Regions from separate parts of the Homo sapiens genome. Here region 2 is linked to region 1. Evidence: chromatin contacts called from ENCODE Hi-C or POLR2A ChIA-PET data. All regions are on one chromosome and are shown on one strand. The core of a region is the stretch at or near the end of the contact, and the rest is flanking DNA. Distances in the headings are between cores, read along the strand shown. Region 1 overlaps LOC101927902 (a long non-coding RNA gene). Region 2 overlaps PUS7 (pseudouridine synthase 7).

Region 1 (4,578 bases), core at 840-3,339:
AGTTCCAGACCAGCGTGACCAACATGGAGAAACCCCATCTCTACTAAAAATACAAAATTAGCCTGGTGTGGTGGCGCATGCCTGTAATCCCAGCTACTTGGGAGGCTGAGGCAGGAGAATCACTTGAACCCAGGAGGTGGAGGTTGCAGCGAGCCGAGACCGTGCCACTGCACTCCAGCCTGAGTGACAGAGTGAGAGTCCATCAAAAAAAAAAAATTAGAAAATTAGCTGGTGGTTTGCGTCTGTAGTCCCAGCTACTTAGAAGGCTGAGGCAGCAGGATTGCTTGAAGTAATGCAGCAAGCTATGACTGTCCCACTGCACTACAGCCTGGGCAACAGAGTGATACACTGTCTCTAAAAAAGAAAGACAAAAAAGCAACATGGCCTGGGTTATCTGGGCAACACATTCCACACATCTTGGAGGACCCTCACCTCCTGATAATCAAAATGAGCATTTCCATGTTTCATATTTCTGAGTGCCTGTCAACAGCACACCATTTCACAGCAGAGCAGGGACTAGAGTGAGGCATAGGAGGCACTCAACATGGGTGCAAAATTCAATTTTTTTTTTTTAGATGGAGTCTCGCTCTGTCACCCAGGCTGGAGTGCAGTGGAGCGATCTCGGCTCACTGCAACCTCTGCCTCTCAGGTTCAAGCTGATTCTCCTGCCTCAGCCTCCCGACTAGCTGGGATTACAGGTGTGTGCCACCACAGCCAGCTGATTTTTGTATTTTTAGCAGAGACGGGTTTCACTGTGTTGGCCAGGCTGGTCTTGAACTCCTGACCTCAGGTGATCCACCCACCTCAGCCTCCCAAAGTGTTGGGATTACAGGTGTGAGCCACAATGCCGGGCCCATGGGTGCAAAATTTAAGGGGCCGCCAAAAAACTCAGTAAACAAGATAAATATTTTAGTGCAGTTCTTTTAAAATTTTTGATATTTTGTTCATCGTGGATAATTTTTTATTTTTATTTTTTAGTGGTTGCATTAAAATATTGTTTATCATGGTTGCTGAGTCTTTTGGCACCCATTGGACTTTGTACGCTGATCCGGTACCTCCTTCTTCTCAATCTAGTCTCAGTCTCTGAAGAGCAGAGTGCACTCATCTCAGCTCCGATCTCTAACCAGTGCTGGCTTGTGAGAACCGGCTTGAAGAAGATTGATAGGTTGATGGTTGGGCTGGAGCGTAGAGTGGCTGGAGGCCCCGTCTACCTCTTTCAGAAAGCCACGAAAACAGATAGGCAGGGGGCCAAGTCTATTGTTCCAAAGTTTCCACAGGCCTTGAACGGCCCTTGGGCTTTGCGGTCTGGTGATCAGAGCTGTAAAGGTTTCTAAACAATCAGAGGCCTTTGATATGGTTGCCAACACCCACATTTTCCATTCTGGGAACAATGCCATCAAGGGCCACAGCCTCAGTCCCCCACCTAAGTGAGGAAGTGTCTGCTGGTTGCTGGTAGGAGCAGGTCCTGTGAGGGCAAGGGTCAGAAGGACAGAGGAGTCTTCTTATCCTGGCTGCTCGCCTTTTCCCTCTGGTCACCTCACCCTTTTGCATGTTCAAAATCTATGCTCATCTTATCTAGCCCATTCCTCTTGGCTAAAGCCAGCACACATCCTGTTCCTCTCAATGGGAGAACTATCCGGGCAATTGCATTTAAAGGTTTTCTTGCATTGGTTCGGAATTTGCCCTGGCTCTGCCCTTATTTCCTGATCCCAGTGTAGTTTCTTTATTCAGGTGTGCAAAAGAGTGAGCTATTTTGTTATGGAGGCAGAGAGAAACAACCTCAGGTTCCTCTAATAATGCCTTTAGAACTCTCTTCTGAATAACTGGGGCGTTAAATTCATCGACAAAATCCCTTTGGGAGATACACCATCTGGGGACCCCCTCAAAGGTAGATATCTGGGCTAATTTGACTGCTATTTTGCAGGAATGCAGGTGGGCAAAAGATAGTTTCCACTAGGTCAGAATGTTTTTTCCACTTTCTGTTCTTTGTTATTTTGCTCACTTCCGGTGTGAAAGCACTGAATTTCAGAATTAGATGAAACTTATAGTAAAGGCCTGCCACAAGGTCTTTGTCAACCCCATATCCTGGTGACCAAACTAGATTTCATGACGTCAATCATTTCAAAAACACAGGCTCTTCCAACGGCGTCAGCAAGCAGAAATCCTGTTCACAAACACTGTTCTAAATCAGTCTTTATTTTATTTTATTTTTTTTGAGACAGAGTCTCACTCTGTCGCCCAGGCTGGAGTGCAGTGGCACTATCTTGGCTCACGGCAACCTCCACCTCCCGGGTTCAAGGAGTTCTCCTGCCTCAGCCTCCCGAGTAGCTGGGATCACAGGTGCCTGCCACTACACCCAGCTAATTTTTTGTATTTTTAGTAGAGACGGAGTTTCACCATGTTGCCCAGGCTGGTCTCAAACTCCTGACCTCAGGCGATCCGCCCGCCTCGGCGTCCCAAAGTGTTGGGATTACAGGCATGAGCCACTGCGCCCAGCCAAATCAGTCTCTTAATACTGAGTCTGAATCTCTTGAGATTTTAGCCCCTCAGTGCTGACCTGATGGAGATGTGCCTTTTTTTTTTTTTTCCGGGGAAGTATTCACTTCAACTCCCACAACCCCCGAGGAATGACTAGTGGGTTTCTTTCCCCTCCCCTCGGGTGGCCTTGTGAGGAAGCCAGGAAGTACTGTGAGCGGCAGGGCCTGGGAGAGCCCCTGTGGCCGACAGGAGGAGATCAGCCTTCATCGCACTCTCAGAAACGGAAGTGTGGGCGTGTGTTATGTTGCTGCAGCAACCAAAGGCAACCGAGCAGCAAACCTCAGATGACTGAGCCCAGCCCATTCAACGAGGGGGAGTTTCAGGTGGCCTGTGTTCCCCAGGGACTGGGCCTAGCTCAATCGGGAAAAGTCAGCATCCAAAAGTCCTCAATGACGCAGAGGAAGCCAGGAGAAAACAGTCAATGGCTAGTCATCACTGATTCGTGGTCACAGGCGTTAGAACAGGAAGGATCTGCACAGATCAGCCTCTCCCACCCCTCACTTTCCTGATAAAGGAACTAAAGTCCGGAAAGTACTTGCTCAGAGTCCTACTGCCAGTGGGTGTGAAAGCCAGAACCACCACCCTCATTGCCTTCTGTATACATAGCTTTAACAGTTTGCAAACACTCTTATATGCTTTAATTTCATCTGATCCTGGACTGAGAGCAAATATTTGTATTTCAACCAAAAGGCCAAATGCTCAGTTTCCTCATCTGAGAGGATAATAAGAGTACTTTTCTAATGGAATTCTTTTTTTCTTTTAATTTTTGGTAGAGACAGGGTCTCACTATGTTGCCCAGGATGGTCTTGAACTCCTGGCCTCAAGAGATCCTCCCAACTGCACCTCTCAAGTGCTAGGATTACAGGCATGAGCCATTGCTCCCTGTCCTCTAATGGAATTTTTGTTAGGATTAAATGAGTTAATAGTTTGGAGATTTGAGAGACTATAATAGAGGAAACCTCTCTTCCCTTCCCAAGTTCTGAGTAATTAAGAGCTGGGCAAGGAGAAATAAAAACAAATGGGATTGGCCAGGAGCAGTGGCTCTCTCCTGTAATCCCAGCACTTTAGGAGGCCAAGGCAAGCAGATCACTTGAGGTCAGGAATTCAAGACCAGCCTGGCCAACATGGAGAAACCCTGTCTCTACTGAAAATACAAAAATTATCTGGGTGTGGTAGTACACACCTGTAATCCCAGCTACTCGGAAGGCTGAGGCAGTAGAATCACTTGAACCCAGGAAGTGGAGGTTGCAGTGAGCCGAGATCACCCCACTGCATTCCAGCCTGGGTGACAGAACGAGACTTCATCTCAAAAAAAAAAAAAAAAAAAAAGCAAATGGGATCAAAACATCAACTTTATCACTGATACATTTTATATAGGAGTCCATGGTTTACATTTGTGGGTAAGTGAATGCCAGAATTAGGCAGGGTACCCACGCAGGCTGGGGCATGCCCCCCAGTTGGAAACTGTCCCTGTAAACAGTGGAGCCTGGGAGAGCAGAGCCCAAAGCATGCTCTGGAGGAGGATGGCTGCCAAGAGGACAGAGATGGGCTGAGCTATGCATCTCCAGTTCCTCCCCAGCGTCTCCATTGAGAAGTTGCTCCTCTTCCTGTACCACCCTCTTCACCACCACCACCACCCTCCTGGGCAGGAATGAGTCAAAGAGCAGGGAGACAGGTCAGAAATCTCATGCCAGAGAAGCTTCTTCCACATGGAAGGAAATGTAAGGGATGAGGAAGAATCTTTTTCCCTTCTAATAAATATACGTAAAGCACTTAGTACCTGGCACAATAGTAAATGCTCAATAGAAGTTAGTGATTACAGGCCGAGCGCAGTGGCTCATGCATGCCTGTAATGCCAGCACTTTGGGAGGCCGAGGTGGGAGGATCACCTGAGGTCAGAAGTTTGAGACCAGCCTGACCAACATGGCAAAAACCCATCTCTATTAAAAATACAAAAATTAGCTGGGCATGGTGGTGGCCACTGTAATCCCAGCTTCTCTGGAGGCTGAGGCAGGAGAATCACTTGAACCTGGGGGGTGG
Region 2 (4,578 bases), core at 873-3,372, 540 kb after region 1:
CCTCCTGAGAAGCTGGGACTACCGGCATGCACCACCATGCCTGCCCACCCTGGCCTCCGAAAGTGCTGGGATTACCGGCGTGAGCCACTGCACCTATCCAGGTGCTATATTTATTTTTCTTTCTTTTTTTTTTTTGTTTTGTTTTGTTTTTGAGACAGAGTGTTGCTCTGTCACTCAGGCTGGAGTGGAGTGCACTAGTGTGATCTAGGCTTACTGCAACCTCTGCCTCTTGGGTTCAAGCAATTCTTCTGCCCCCAGCCTCTCAAGTAGCTGGGATTACAGACGCCTGCCACCAAGCCCAGCTAATTTTTGTAATTTTAGCAGAGACGGGGTTTCACCATGTTGGCAAGGCTGGTCTGGAACTCCTGACCTCAAGTAATCTGCCCGCCTTAGCCTCCCAAAGTGCTGGGATTACAGGCGTGAGCCACCGCACCCAGCTGTACATATTGATTTTTGTATATTTTCTTATCTTATATAACTTTTTCTTCCTTTTTTAGAGACAAGGAATTGCTCTGCCACCCAGGTTGGAGTGCAGTGGTGCAATCATAGCTCACTGTAACCTTGAATTCCTGGACTATGTATGGGAGCAATGGTAGAACCCAAGAGCACGAATTAACCCAGGGATTGTATCCCAAGGAATCTAGAAGCGGAGGATCAGTATGAACAGAGTGAGGAACGGGGGACAAAACTCCTCTTCAGCCAGGAACTACTGCTGTAGAAACTGACAGAACAATTCAGGGTCAGGAGCTGTCCTAGAGAGAGTGTTCCGGAGACTGCTTCCTGATGGTGCCACAGAAGTGCCTGATAGTTCTGTCCTTTTTTTTTTTAAGTTGAGATAAAGTTAACATAATATAAAATTCACAAGGCTGGGCATGGTGGCTCACGCCTGTAATCCCAGCACTTTGGGAGGCCAAAGTGGCTGAATTGCTTGAGATGAGGAGTTCGAGACCAGCCTGGCCATCCTGGTGAAACCCCGTGTCTACTAAAAATACAAAAATTGGCAGGGCATGGTGGTGCACACCTGTAATCCCAGCTACTCGGGAGGCTAAGGCAGGAGGATTACTTGAACCTCAGAGGCTGAGGTTGCAGTGAGCCGAGATTGTGCCACTTGTACTCCAGCCTGGATAACAGAACGAGACCCTGTATCAAAAAATAAAATAAAATAAATAAATATATATATACACATGTATAATTCACCATTTTAACTGTTATAAAGTGTACATGCCAGTGATTTTTAGTATATTCACAACAATGTGAAACCATCACCACTATATACTTCAAGAACGTTTCCATCACCTGAAAAAGAAACCCTGTACCTATTCAGCAGTCACTCCCGTTTCCTCTCCCTGCAGACCTCGGCAACCATTAATCTACTTTCTGCCTCTATAGATTTTCCTATTTCAGACACATCATATAAACAGAATCATACAATATCTGGCCTTGTGCGCCTGACTTCTTAGTGGAATGTTTTTAAGGTTTATCCATGTTTTAAGTATATATCAGTATTTTGTTTCATTCTTTTTTGTGGCCGAATAGTAGTATCAATTCTTGAATATACGATAGACATCCATCTCTAAATTCCACTGGCACAGCAAAAAGCAAGAACTATACTCAGTTCTGGTTGGTATGGGTGCTCCCTGAGAAATGGAATGAAGCTGACAATGTCTTCATGATACTATTCACAGTTTTAATTATGATGATCCCAGATCAAGGTCTTTGGTTGTAAATTTACAGCAAATTCAGTGAGTAACTAGGGAATATAAAAATCTTGCTTTTAAACATCAGGAACCAATTAAGCAACATGATGCACAGAAAACCTTAATTAACAAAGCCAGGGAAATACTGGCCCAAGTTCAGAAAGGAGACTGGCAGGAACAGGCAGGAAAAGAAACAAATCATTCTGAATGAGACTGTTCCTGCCTGAGACCCTGTTAAAATTACTAGGTGGCTTTAGAGTTTCATGAAGCTGAAAAGACGTGCTGCTTATCCCCAGGACCGATCAATCCAGCAGTCATTCAAATGCCTGTGTGGCAGAGTGGGTTTCTCCTGTTCACAAGTTCCCACGGGAAAGGCCAATCTGCCTGGCCCCATGTATCCATTAAACAAACTAAGGGTGTAGCCTGTATCCGTGAGATAAGTGCTGTGTGCTTTCAGAGGGCCAACATTTAGGTGTCTAACACAGTTTCTTACTAAGTCAACAGGAAGATGATAAAGGCAGCAAAAATCTGAGGACAGAGCAGTGTCCTGATGAAGTGTGACATCTGCTGGCTGACCAAGAAAAAAAAGAAATATTCTTGGTCTTCAACTATTCTAAGACTTCACATCAGAAAACGCAAAATAAAATAACAAGATGCCATTTTTTGACCCTCAAATTAGCAAATGACTCCCTGTCCCCATCATAACACCATGCTGAGGAAGATTCTAGGGAACCAGAATAAAGGTGGTAAATTGGTACCACTTTTTTGCAGGATAATTAGGCTTTGCTATTAAAAAAAAAGAGAGAGAGAATTTCTCTGTGTTTTGACCAGCAGATGGAAAGAAAAAAGACAAACCACATTAAAATGTCATATTCCCTTTAAGTCAGTAATTTCACTGCTAAGTTTATCTTAATGAAGTTATCACAGATGTGTGCCAAGATTTAGCTACAAATACGTCTGTCATGGACTGGGTTATAACAGCAAGAAACGAGAAACAATGTAACATTCAAAAATAGAGTAATAGTTTAAATTAGGATATATCCATACATTCAAACATATTTTGCTATATACCTACAGGAAATAAGGTACACCATCTATTGTTCAAAATAAGAATACATAAGTATTGCTGTTTAAAAAGGAAAAAAAGTCCCTCAAAAAATATATACCATGTTGTGAATAAGGTGATCTCGGAAGAAGTACAGTTATGGCAGGCCTTTCATTTTCTACCTAGTTCTTTCTGTGTTGAAAACAAAATAGGCAGAGCCCAGTGGCTCACGCCTGTAATCCCAGCACTTTGGGAGGCCAAGACGGGTGGATCACGAGGTCAGGAGATCGAGACCATCCTGGCTAACATGGTGAAACCCCATCTCTACTAAAAATACAAGAAATTAGCTGGGCATGGTGGCGGGCGCCTGTAGTCCCAGCTACTCAGGACGCTGAGGCAGGAGAATGGCGTGAACCCAGGAGGCGGAGCTTGCAGTGAGGTGAGATCCCACTACTGCACTCCAGCGTGGGCAACAGAGCGAAACTCCATCTCAAAAAAAAAAAAAAAAAAAAAGAAAGAAAGAAAAGAAAAAGAAACAAAATAAACTGACTTTTTTTTTTTAATCAGAAACAAAATTCACAGAGCCAGCTAGAAATCACAGGAGGTGACTAGGTATTTTAGATACCAAAAACAAGGCAAAAACCTTCTGTTGTGACCTCTATCCACAGAGGATGAGAAAGCCTGAGCCTTCAAACCCCTGTCCCCCTACCCCCATTCTTCTGAGTTTCTGGGGAGTCCCTGGTCCATTACCCACAAAGGTTATTTCAAATCTCCACTCTCTTTCAAGCTCCCTTACCCACTCCTGCCCCTTCACTCTGAGCAAATGACTCCACATTCTATATGCCACAGCGAGAAAATGAAACCAGGCCACCAGATAGGAACACCATCATCTTCATGTATTTACTCCTGCTCTCTTTCAAATGCTTCAATATTTGTACACACCACCAGTAAAAGCAATGGTGAGATGACTGCTTTTATGACATCATGCCACTGTCTCAAGGTCAAGGAAGAAAAAGAACTGGAATAAACATTACGATACAACCGGTTCAACAACTACATTATTTCAGGGGAATCAGAAAAGTAGTGGGAAAGAAGCCCAATTGTAGGGGATTATGGGGTAAAGAGGAGATACCACCATAAATTCTTTATAAAAAGATGAGGAAATTCAAAATAAATATATGGGCTGGGCGTGGTGGCTGATGCCTGTAATCCCAACACTGTGGGATGCTGAGGTGGGTGGATCACCTGAGGTCAGGAGTTCAAGACCAGCCTGGCCAACATGGCGAAACTCCATCTCTACTTAAAATATAAAAATTAGCCAGGTGCACTGGTGTATGCCTGTAATCCCAGCTACTTGGGAGGCTGAGGCAGGAGAATCACTTGAACCAGGGAGGTGGAAGTTGCAGTAAGCCAAGATCCCACCATTGCACTCTAGCCTGGGTGACACAGCAAGACTAAAAAAAAAAAAAAAAAATCCGAGAAACCAAAATAAATACATGTATTTAAGTAGAGGTAGCAAACATAGCGTACTTTATTTTTAATTGCAGTATGACTGACATACACTGTACACATTTAAAATGTACAAGTTTTGACATGTGTATAAGCCCATGAAACCATTACCATATTAAAGACAATGCATCCATCACCCCCAGAAGTTTCCTTGCCCCTATGTTATTTCTCTCTCCCACCATTCCTTGCCTCTGGAGGTATACTAATAAGACAGCCTAAATGTGTCTGACACAGTACAGCTATTAAATTCATCCTTTCTCTTTTACCTTCACTGTGACTAACTGGGTTCAGACCCTTATTCTCCCTCCCCAGAATACGTCAATAGCC

What was found. A loop is a pair of places that touch in the nucleus more often than their neighbours do. ChIA-PET counts read pairs that join two places held with the same protein, here RNA polymerase II (POLR2A). Pooled maps may share reads with other maps.
Region 2: a map of endothelial cell of umbilical vein shows a loop between it and region 1 (8-fold over the local background). The contact joins two enhancer-like sites. A Hi-C loop is called at or near these places in 1 of 168 maps with a recorded cell type or tissue (endothelial cell of umbilical vein) and 2 of 50 pooled maps. POLR2A ChIA-PET finds 5 or more read pairs at or near these places in 5 of 52 experiments (A673, Caco-2, PC-9 and 2 more).

Annotation. Positions count from the first base shown.
Region 1 is chr7:104,942,447-104,947,024 of GRCh38, forward strand. The region is part of intron 1 of LOC101927902 (a long non-coding RNA gene); the gene reads left to right. Among named protein-coding and RNA genes, the nearest start is that of LHFPL3-AS2, 18 kb to the left of the region's middle. RefSeq lists enhancers at 1,453-1,512, 2,153-2,202, 2,513-2,822, 2,616-2,910, 3,143-3,212. Within about 2 kb of position 2,090, at least 37 of the 41 ENCODE cell types and tissues checked have a DNase peak (open chromatin) inside an H3K27ac peak, as active enhancers do; they include endothelial cell of umbilical vein, where a contact is called at or near this core.
Region 2 is chr7:105,485,914-105,490,491 of GRCh38, forward strand. The region is part of intron 7 of PUS7 (pseudouridine synthase 7); the gene reads right to left. Among named protein-coding and RNA genes, the nearest start is that of PUS7, 34 kb to the right of the region's middle. Within about 2 kb of position 2,123, at least 6 of the 41 ENCODE cell types and tissues checked have a DNase peak (open chromatin) inside an H3K27ac peak, as active enhancers do; they include endothelial cell of umbilical vein, where a contact is called at or near this core.